Linked DNA regions of Homo sapiens: regions 1 and 2 are each linked to region 3. A link is a contact called in ENCODE Hi-C or POLR2A ChIA-PET data. All regions are on one chromosome and are shown on one strand. Each heading gives the region's core, a stretch centred on a gene start or an enhancer-like site at or near the end of the contact. The rest is flanking DNA. Distances are from core to core; before and after follow the strand shown. Region 1 has its middle 72 kb from the start of LINC02817. Region 2 holds the start of LINC02817 (long intergenic non-protein coding RNA 2817). Region 3 holds the start of DUSP10 (dual specificity phosphatase 10).

Region 1 (3,452 bases), core at 406-2,905, 480 kb after region 3:
TGACAGAGTTTAGGATCTAAAATTAATTTATCAAAAGAGCGAAATCCAAAAGTCCAAGGGGAATGGTGTCTGACTTCTCCATTAGTGATTTCTTGTATAGTTCCTGTCTACAGCACCTATCACTTCATCCTCGGTATTCTTCAGTAAATTTAAGAGGGCTTTACAACTTGATGGACGTTACAAGAGTGTTAGGAGAACCCAACACAGGTGTTTTTTTAAGTGGTGCTTTGAAACCCACGACTCCTAAGTTTCACAAGGATAAGGTCCATGATTTTCTCAGTTATCCCATATTCCCAACCCCCTTAGTCACTCTGCATTCCCAAAGCCCAGTACAGTGCCTGGTACATTACAAGAGCTAATTAATATTTGCTGAATGAATTAACAGTAAGTGTAGCTCCAGATGCCAAAGCAAAATGAGGATTTCCCTCTGTATTCTACTGGTTTTTATTCAGTATAAGAGTGAAAAACTCAGCTAACTTTTTCTCTGCCAGAAATATCCCTAACAGTACAAGAACAAATTCAATGACACCACAAGGAAACAATCAGTCAAATGTACAGTATGAAATATTTCTATAGACAAAAATCTTGGTATAACCAACAGATCTATGGCATAAAACTAGAGAAGGAGAAGGAAGAGGAGGAGGAGGAGGAAGAGGAGAAGAAGGAGGAGGACCTGTTGCAAAACAAAAGAGACTTAAGGAAAAAACAACTAATGCAATGAGTGGGTCTTGTTTGGATTCTGAACTAGTAAAAAAAATATTGAGGTAATCAGGAAAAAAATTAAAATGGACTAGGTATTAGATGACTAAGGAATTACCATTAATTATGTTAAGTGTGATATTGGCATGGTGATTATGCTAAAAATAGAAAGCTCTTATCAGCTAGCAAAGCATGCCAAACTGTTTACAGAGAAAAAGACACATCTGTCATTTGTTTTTAAATCTCCAAGCAAAAAAGACAGGCATGTGTGAGAAGAGGATTTGATAAAATAAGATTGGCCAAATGTTGATTAATGTGAAAGTTAAAGGACAGGTACCTTGAGGTTCATTACAGTATTTTCTCAAGTTGTATACATATTTGGAAATTTCCATACTAAAAAGTTATATAGAGTTAGACCTAGCGGGTTACAAACGACAACGTAAAACTTCAAGACTATGATTTCATGCTGTCTTGTGTAATCATATTCCAGGAGGACCCAAGACAGCATTTACTGGGCTTTGTATGCCGACTTTGAACAGTTTCCAAATGTGGTAATCTGATGTAACTTGCTCATTATTTTTTAAAAATAAAAGATCATACGTGCTGTTAGAAGCATCAAAACTTCATTCTATTCATCTGGAGCAAAATGTTCCTCCCAATACAGCTTTTCCTTGAAAGAGGAGGAGGGCAGAGAGAGCCTGGGGTGAGAGGTCGGAGAGGAGAAACGACCATTGAGTTTTCTACTTTCCGCAGAATGGCAAGATCCTTGGGGAGACAGTAAATTGAAATTAAGGCTGTTTCAGGCAGCCTACAGGATGTGCCTGCAAATGTTAGACATATCGAAATGGTGAAAAAGTCTGTGTGTGCCCATTCATATGAAGTGAATGCCTTGTAATGTGCTCCAGCCCCTGGGAATGGTGGCTGGATTGAGAAACGGAGGCCGGAAGAATGGGATGGATTTGACATAAGTACTTTTAAGTGCTCTGAAGGCTGGGCTCCTCCCTGTGGTTTAACAGCAAAGTCCACTGGGAGCTACAAGGAAAGAGCTGAGTGAATCCCTACAGCTTTTCGTTTTAAGGATAACAAACCTTAAAACAGGTGTGAGCTCAGAAAGATCCTTTTTCTTCTTGTTTTTAGAGTCTTCTGTAACCAGCCAGCTCTCTGTGTATTATTATCATTCCACAGAATGAGGTCTGGGGTAGGGGAAGGGAGGAGAGGAAAGAGAAGCTGAATAAACAAAAATTGCTCCGAGTGACTAATATTCATTAAGTCCACTGGTTATGCGCTATGAAATTTATTAAACTGTGGTTTCCAAGAGAATGTATTAGCGCAGCTAATGAACACAAATAAAAAAGAGGCCTCCAGGAAATGGTTTCCTGGACCTAGATGAGACTGGTGAGTAATGTGACAAGACATTAAAATGTTAAAAGCTTCTATTTTAGTCTAGAAGGCTGATTATTGGAAGGGGTTGCCTTCAGTGGGGGAGGGGAGGTAGGAGAGAGAATGAGAGTCTAACTTGTGTGAAGGAGCTTAAAGCTTTGCATTTGTATTCACCAGGCAAGGAGGCTCTGTGCTGAAGGCCTCTGAACTTCAGTGCTGCCATCTGGTGGAGAATGAGCTTGAGATACTGTAGAAAACGATGGCAGCCGCCATCTTTAAGATGTCAGGAATTGAAACACAGGACACAGAAATACTTCACTGTTTCCTGAGTGGCACCAGTGGAATCCTTTGTAACTGTGGTATCAGAAGCAAAGAAAAACACTTGCACAGTCCCTAGCTATGCAGAAATATGGCTTAAATACTGTATAAAGAAAACACAGCTATCTCATTCTGCTATTCCATTCCATCAGGATTTTAGCAATTAATTTTCATGAATTCCCACCTGCAGTCTTAGGCTGAAGTGTTAGCACTCTTAAAGACATTTGTTTCATAGCTCCCTCCAAGATGGCCAAATAGGAACAGCTCCAGTCTACAGTTCCCAGCGTGAGAGACACAGAAGACAGGTGATTTCTGCATTTCCAACTGAGGTACAAGGTTCATCTCACTGGGACTTGTTGGACAGTGGGTGCAGCCCACAGAGTGTGAGCTGAAGCAGGACAGGGCATCGCCTTACCCAGGAAGCGCAAGGGGTCGGGGAATTCCCTTTCCTAGCCAAGGGAAGCCGTGACAGACAGTACCTGGAAAATCGAGACACTCCCACCCTAATACTGCACTTTTCCAACGGTCTTAGCAAACGGCACACCAGGAGATTATATCCTGCACATGGCTCAGCAGGTCCCATGCCCACGGAGCCTTGCTCACTGCTAGCACAGCAGTCCAAGATCGAACTGCAAGGCAGCAGCAAGGCTGGGTGAGGGGTGTCTGCCACTGCTGAGGCTTGAGTAAGTAAACAAAGCAGCCAGGAAGCTCGAACTGGGTGGAGCCCACCACAGTTCAACAAGGCCTGCCTGCCTCTGTAAACTCCACCTCTGGGGGCAGGGTATAGCTGAACAAATGGCAGCAGAAACTTCTGCAGACTTAAACGTCCCTGTCTGACAACTTTGAAGAGAGTAGTGGTTCTCCCAGCATGGAGTTTGAGGTCTGAGAACGGACAGACTGCCTCCGCAAGTGGGTCCCTGACCCCCGAGTAGCCTAATTGGGAGACACCTCCCAGTAGGGGGTGACTGACATCTCATACAGCCGGGTGCCCGGGCTTCCAGGGGAAGGATCAGGTAGCAACATTTGCTGTTCTGCAGCCTCCGCTGGTGACACCC
Region 2 (3,345 bases), core at 627-3,126, 410 kb after region 3:
ACAATGAGAAACATTATTATGAATGCTTAAAATTCTCCAAATATCATGCTTTCATTTTTACATACATTATCTCTTTGAATCTTCATACTAAATCAATAAAGTAAACATAATTAGCAGCATCTTACAGATGAGAAAAATTAGGCTGTTAAGAGACTTTGTTGTGGCCACAAGGCTAGCAAATAACAAGAGGTAAAATTTAATGCACAAATTTTGAACCTCAAAGCCTATGTTCTTAAATACTACATGGTTCCACCAATAAATGTGTTTGCTAATGACTTACAGTCAATTGTACATAACATACAAACAACAAAAAATAGAAGTGAGAGGAGGGCTGAGTTGTAGTTGTGTCAAGGGCCCCACGATCCATTTAGTTCCATGAGTCCATGATGGCAGCCAGCTGTGAGCTGGACATGAAGGAGTTTCACTTCCAGTATCTGAGTATAAAACCCTGGGAAGGACACAAGCCAGAGGAGCAAAAGGCACCAATAGTTTGGAAACATGCACCTTATTTAGAGTCAGCCTTTTCTTCTGGTGGGACTTCCCCTGGCTTGGAGTTACTTCCACTGAGCACTCAAGATGGGATCACACTCTGATGATGCTTGTCCCAGATTCCAGAATTGCCACGATCTGCTCCCATGTATTGATCCCAGCAAGCTTAATACTCAAGGCATAAAAGCTTTGACTTCACTAACTAAGCCAGCATTTCTCCTAAGAGGCTGGATGGATGCTTTGATATTGAATGAAAATATCTGCATTTCATAATTGTACAAAGGCAAAAGAGTGATGGATAAAGATGGAATCTAAACACAAATATTTAAATATCTCAAGCTTGTATTTGTAACAATGATGCTATCAGCATACGGTTTGTGTGTTTATGCTTTGGAGGGAAGCAGGCAGGAAAACAGTGCCTTTTCTTCGGAGGGCAGGATAGTATCATCATTGTACTGCATCCTGAGGCTACTAGCATTCATTGGAGAAATATTGAGGCACAGGCACAGAGAGAGGCTGAAGAATAAAATGGTTACAACCAGTTTGTGCTAACCCCCAGCCCCCTAGCTTGTTGATGGAAAAATCAGCCAAATGACTCTCTGTTGACCTAGTCTTTGAGAGGAAGGTATTAGGTGGCAGTTATTCCTAAAAAGAGGTCACTATTAAAGACGACAAAAAGCAGCTGGTAGAGTCATTAACCACGGTGGTTTCAAAGCTTTGGTATTAATATAAAACGTAGTGCTTGTTTTAAACGTAACCCAGAATTCTAGAAAAGACTAAGAGACTAAACAGTCTCTGCAGATGTAAGAAAGTCTTATTTGAGAAGATACGTAATCACATATAAGGATAGTTTTTACTTTTTAAAACTGTCAGCTGAGAAGCTCACAAAAAACCTCAGAGCAGCTGATGGCAGGTAAGTCTGATTATTTCCCTGCAACAGAGAGAGAAACTGAGGCCTGGAACTCTACAAAAACTGTCTCCGAAACTCTTGGTGACAGAAGATGTTTCTGCAAATGGGTACTGCATGACACATAGGGCCCGGGGCACCTTAAAGAGAGAATCTTGATTTTTTTGAAAATGAAGGTAAATTAAAAATAAAACATATTCTTTTTGTAGAACATGAAGTAACTTTTGAATTCAGTTTATATGTTAAATGGCCCCAGTTTATATGTTGAACAGCCCCCAGGGGCAGTGCCATTGAAGGGGCTGGCTCAGGGTGGCCGGTCATTCTGACATTGTTCCCAGTTCTCCAGTATTGACCGTATCAGGAGAAAGGTTTTCACTTTCTCTTGGATCCTGACATCAGGGGGGAAAAATGCAGTGTCATAGAAAAAAAAAAAAAGTAAAGATCAGCAGACAAGAGGAAAAGTAACTGGTGAGTTTTGGATTTAGAAAAGTTTTGGATTCATCTGTTTATGAGGAGGAAAAGAGGCCAAGAAAAGGCAGCAATTTGTCCATGTGCTTAATTAGTGAGTGGCAGTGGCAGTAACCTGGTCTGCTGAGCTCCCTGGACTCCCTGATCCCAGCTCAAAATAGTTTCCAGTTTTCATCTGCCAGTTGCTTCGGAGGCTTTTCTAAGGAAGACAGTTCATAAAATGACCCAGAATTCATCCTCCTTAGGTGATAGGATCATTACTCCTTATACACCCCCTAGGTCTCAGCCTATGAACAAACACTTGTTTGTTTCTCTGTCTACCCTGTTCCAAACCACCGAACTGGATTTTGCCAACAAGAAGAGCTGTTTCCTGTGCCTGCCCCTGAGAGCTGATGGCTTCCCAGAGATGCCTCACAGTCCTGCGCAGACAGAGAGAATGCAGAAGGCAAGTCTCCTGGGGCCACTTGTGGACTCACGGTTTATAACTTCTTGGTTTTTTTATTGTTGTTGTTTTTTAAAGTCCTAACCCTTAGGCCACTGGCTAACTGATTTATCTTCCCTGGGCAGTGCTTGCCAGAGAGCGGTCACTATGGCCAGAAAGGGGAGGGGCTGTGTCTAAACTGGAATGTTGGAGGTTTTTAACATTTTATCTCTGTCACTCCCTACTGTAATCTCCATCTAACCGCAAAAATGTGGTAGCTTTGATCCACTGATGCTATCTTTCTCTATGTCCCCATACCCTTTCAGGAAGGAGCCTTCAATTCTCCAGACTGAGCTGCAGTACAACCTCAATACTCACCATAGTGAATTTCTCAGTCTTTTTCTCTTTGCTCCATGAAAGCACCCTGAATCTGAGATCTGGTTCAAAGGCTTTCTCCATTCAATCACTACTGGCTGATTAGGCAATGGCAATTTGAGCAATCTCTCTCTCTCTCTCTCACACACACACACACAGACACACACACACACACACACCAGTTTTCCACCACCAAAGGTCTCTTTTGTACAGAACAGTGACTCATTGTTGTGACAGTTTCTGCATCACTAAATGGAAACAATTGTAAGACATCCTCATCTTCCCAGGGCATGAGCTGCTTCAAAAACAGAGAAGCACAAAAGAAAATATTTGTATCTGGCAGTTTTTGCCATTCAGTCACCTGCTTTCCTACTTGGGTTCAGGAGCTGGCTTGATTCCTGCTGTCACCATGCTGGTTATGTGACTCCACTGTCTCCAAGAGACTCCCTTGATGGGGAACATGATTTTGCAACAACCATCCCTTGCGCTTTCTCCTCTTTTCTGGATGGAAATGAAGCATTGCTACCCTATGGCTTAAAGCAGGAGTCCCCGTCCCCAAATGCCACAGACCTGTACCAGTCAGTAGCCTGTTAGGAATCGGGCCATACAGAGGAGGTGAGTGGAAGGCGAGGAAACATTACCGCCTGAGGTTCGCCTCCTGTCAGATCAGCCACGGCATTAGATT
Region 3 (3,403 bases), core at 891-3,390:
CAAACCAATGTATTTCTTAAATGTATTTGATTGATGTCTCATGCCTCCCTAAAATGTATAAAACCAAGCTGGACCCCAACCACCTTGGGCACGTGCTCAGGACCTCCTGAGGGCTGTGTCACAGGCCATGGTCACTCATATTTGGCTCAGAATAAATCTCTTCAAATATTTTACAGAGTTTGACTATTTTCGACAACAGACGTTACACAAAATCCTCTCCTATGTAAGACTATCGGATGTGTACGTGATGCCCGTCGTAACACTGGTGTGAAAAGCTGGACTGGGGGGTATGTGCCTGCATGTAAGTGGAGGTGCCCAAGGGGATTTCTCTTCACAGCTCATTGAGCATAGCTGACTTGCTAGCTATGGTCTGACACCTCCTGATTTCAGATCTGCCCTGAAAACAATTACATGAATATGCCCCTGCTACTCAGTATACTACTAGGCTTGGAGTCTGAAGTAGACCTCCAAACCCCATCCAATCAGGTAAGGGAGAAAAACGATAGCCCAACATTCCCTAGTGCTCATAATGTATTATTCCATTATTTCACTTTTTATCCCTTCTCTCACAGATAAGAAAAGAAAAAGCTCTACTTCTTTAGGGTTCTTGGACGTAGACTCTCCACAGTTCATCTGGGGTTGTTCATCTCCACTTCTTTTTGTATCCCAGGGCAACTTTCCTGCAGTTTCCCTAATGAGAATATTTTCCGGACTAGGCAAGGGGCGGCTTGCCCCGCCCCCTACTCTTCTCCCTGATCAGGAGCTGCGGCCAGCTACCTGGCGCCGGCCAAAGTCAGGGGAGCGGGGAGAGGCGGCGTCACCTCCTCCACGCTCCTCCGGCCCCATTCAATCTAGCTATTTGCACTCGGCTCTGGCTCTTTTCCGCCAGCTGCGGCTGTTCCAGAAGCGCCGGGCTGCCGGTCCTGGCCTCGGCAGGGGCCGTGCGGGACCGAGGGGTGGCGGCCGAGGCATGTGGGGCGGGTGGGTTGCGCGCTGCTGGCACGGCGCGGGGACCCAGCGCGCCAGGCGGGAAAGGGGGGCGGCGGCGGGCGGGGACCCAGACCCGGAGGGGCAGCGGGCGCGTAGCGGGCCCCAGGACGCCCGGCCAGGGGATTGGCCTCTGCACCGCTGCTCAGGGCGCGTCCCTTGCCGCCTCTGGCGTCGACTCAAGCCTCCTCCTCCGAGCAGCCCTCAGTGGCGCCGCCTTAGTGCTCTGGGTCGAGCCCCGGGAGGGTTAGCCTGGGGACGGCAGGGGCGTGACCGTGGCGCGGAAGTAGGTGAGCAGCAGGGCGGCGCGCGGCGGTCAGGCCGGGACAGCCAGAGGGGCAGCGACATCTGCGGGCGGGCGGGCGGGAGGCGGACGCTTCCCGGGCGGAGCAGGGCCCTCCGGAGGACGCAGGCCGCGTCGAGGCTGAAGGGCCTCCCTGTCCGGGACGGTCAGCTGCCAAGTTCGGGCCCTTAGCGCGTGGCCCCGGGCCGCGGCTCGGAGCGGAAGCGTCGCCCCTGGCTGCGCGCTCATGCTGGTCCTAGCGCAGAAGACCCGGCGAGGTCCGCGAATTTTGGCTTAGCGTTTGTCAAGTCACCTCGAGCGACTCGGAGAGAACCCGGCTTTCCCACTAGGGACGGTGATCGCAGTCTCTTTCCTTTAGAAAGTTACTCCGATACTTTTGATCATCTGTCCATAGTAAGGAGGAAAAATAGCGTGGTTTGTCCCCGGGTGAGGGAGTGTTGGAGGATCCCGTCCAGTGGGAAGAGCCAGTTTTAGCGGAGCAGCGCGTCCAGCCCGCTGACACTTCAGCCTGGTAAAGGGTTAACTGCATCCTGCCGGTTCGGTTTACATGTAAATAGAGAGCAGCTGCTCCGCGCGGCCCCGGCTGGCTCTTTTAAGTTTTTGATTGGTTGCCAATGACATCACCGCCCGTGTTTTAACACCGAGGACCCAGAGCAGCTTCGGATAAACCCTCCTTAAAGAGATGAGGCCACGCCTTCTTACCCGCCCCCTAGGCTGCCCATTGGTCGCGGGGCTCTGTGAGGTAGCGGTCGGCTTTCTCCGGATTCTTATTGGCCCAACCCGCCGTCGGTCGGCGGCGAGTCCGCCCCCTCAGAACCTTACATTTACAGTGTAGCAAAAGAGAAAGTAACTATGTTGCTGCTGGAGATCAATGAAGCCGAGTGAATGGGGGCTGAATGTGCGAGTCCATAGCTGAAGAGGAGCGCCAGATGGTGGAGGAATACACTTATTTATGAAGTAAGTGGAAGTCACCGCGACTACTCCTGAGAGCCCGGGACTGGAGGTGGAGGATTGTAAGGCGGTGCTTGTGTGAGTGTGAGTGTGTGTGTTTGTGTGTGTGTATCTGTGTGTGTGTGAGAGAGAGACAGAGACAGAAAGATAGAGATGCGATGCTGACGGAGGAGCTACAGCAGGTAGGGTTATAAGGTTCCGGCCGTTGGCTCCTGCTACCCTGTGCGTTTACTCCCTGCAGTCTACTTGGATTTGGGGCGAAGAAAAAATGAGGTTTGTTGGGATGCTTTGCGGCAGTTTTAAATGCTCGGGGCTCATTAGTGCGCTGTGTGCCGAGGAGTGAAGCGGGGGGCGGGGGGATGTTAAGTGCTCCAGGAATGGGGAAGAAGCATTCTCTAACCACTTAATTTTCTCTCCAGCTCTTGCCTAGTGGTGGAAGGGAGAGGGGATAGCTCAGTATTTCTCTGGGAGATTTTCTGGGCCAGACTGGATGGTTTCACGGGCAGTATGTACGCCCGACCCTCTGCTGCAGGGATGCAGGTCTCTCTATACACTCCGTGTGTGTGTGTGTGAGCCTTGAACTCTGTGTGGAGGTGGGGGTCCCAGCGCGTGTCTCTGTGAACACGCTTATGCGTCCCTCTCAGAAGAAATGGTATGTTGATCCTGGACGTGTCCTACCAGGTAACACAATAGCAAAGACTTTCACCGCTTGGTCCAACCGGGAAACAGTTATAGCTTCTGGAATAGAACTCGCTCTTCAGAAAAAATACTACGCAAGGGAAGGGGGGTTGACTCCTTCGCTCCCATCCAAAGGTGGGTGAGAGAAACCCGAGTCGTTGGAGATCTGCCGACGTGATGGGTGCGTGCCCCGTGTGCGCGCGTGAGTGTGGATTCCGCCTGTGACACTTTGGTTCTGTGTCAGAGAATGGTGACGGTCGTGTGTAGACGGATGAGAATGGTGACGGTCGTGTGTAGACGGATGATAGATGGCATTTTTCCTGATAGCTCTTAAAGTTCGTTTAGGTGAGCGTCTCTTGGCGTGGGGTTTGGCGTCTTTGCTATGTGCATGTCTAATAGAAGAAGAAGAGTTAGCAAGCCTGAGTTGTAGAGTGCCCCTGTGCCTACAGGAGGAAGGAGCTGTCTTTTTGCAGACACTCTGAA

Evidence for each region. Hi-C counts contacts between places; a loop is a spot of excess contacts on that map. ChIA-PET counts read pairs that join two places held with the same protein, here RNA polymerase II (POLR2A). Pooled maps may share reads with other maps.
Region 1: a loop to region 3 is called in a map of spleen, with 6 times the contacts of the local background. The contact joins the enhancer-like site here to the promoter of DUSP10 in region 3. A Hi-C loop is called at or near these places in 3 of 168 maps with a recorded cell type or tissue (endothelial cell of umbilical vein, mammary epithelial cell and spleen), 1 of 37 single-sample maps with no recorded cell type and 10 of 50 pooled maps.
Region 2: a pooled map shows a loop between it and region 3 (3-fold over the local background). The contact joins the promoter of LINC02817 here to the promoter of DUSP10 in region 3. A Hi-C loop is called at or near these places in 2 of 50 pooled maps. POLR2A ChIA-PET finds 5 or more read pairs at or near these places in 2 of 52 experiments (OCI-LY7 and PC-9).

The regions. Positions count from the first base shown.
Region 1 is chr1:221,262,801-221,266,252 of GRCh38, reverse strand. No RefSeq gene overlaps it. Among named protein-coding and RNA genes, the nearest start is that of LINC02817, 72 kb to the left of the region's middle. Within about 2 kb of position 1,655, at least 2 of the 41 ENCODE cell types and tissues checked have a DNase peak (open chromatin) inside an H3K27ac peak, as active enhancers do.
Region 2 is chr1:221,334,827-221,338,171 of GRCh38, reverse strand. LINC02817 (long intergenic non-protein coding RNA 2817) reads left to right here and starts at 1,876. Exons shown (of 2, transcript NR_024236.1): 1 at 1,876-2,309. All of the region lies in intron 2 of LOC105372932 (a long non-coding RNA gene), which reads right to left. RefSeq lists an enhancer at 1,547-2,746.
Region 3 is chr1:221,740,826-221,744,228 of GRCh38, reverse strand. It overlaps DUSP10 (dual specificity phosphatase 10), which reads left to right and starts at 2,140. Exons shown (of 4, transcript NM_007207.6): 1 at 2,140-2,248. RefSeq lists silencers at 904-1,383, 3,104-3,153 and enhancers at 1,157-1,794, 1,604-1,803, 2,134-2,323, 1,795-2,432, 2,433-3,070.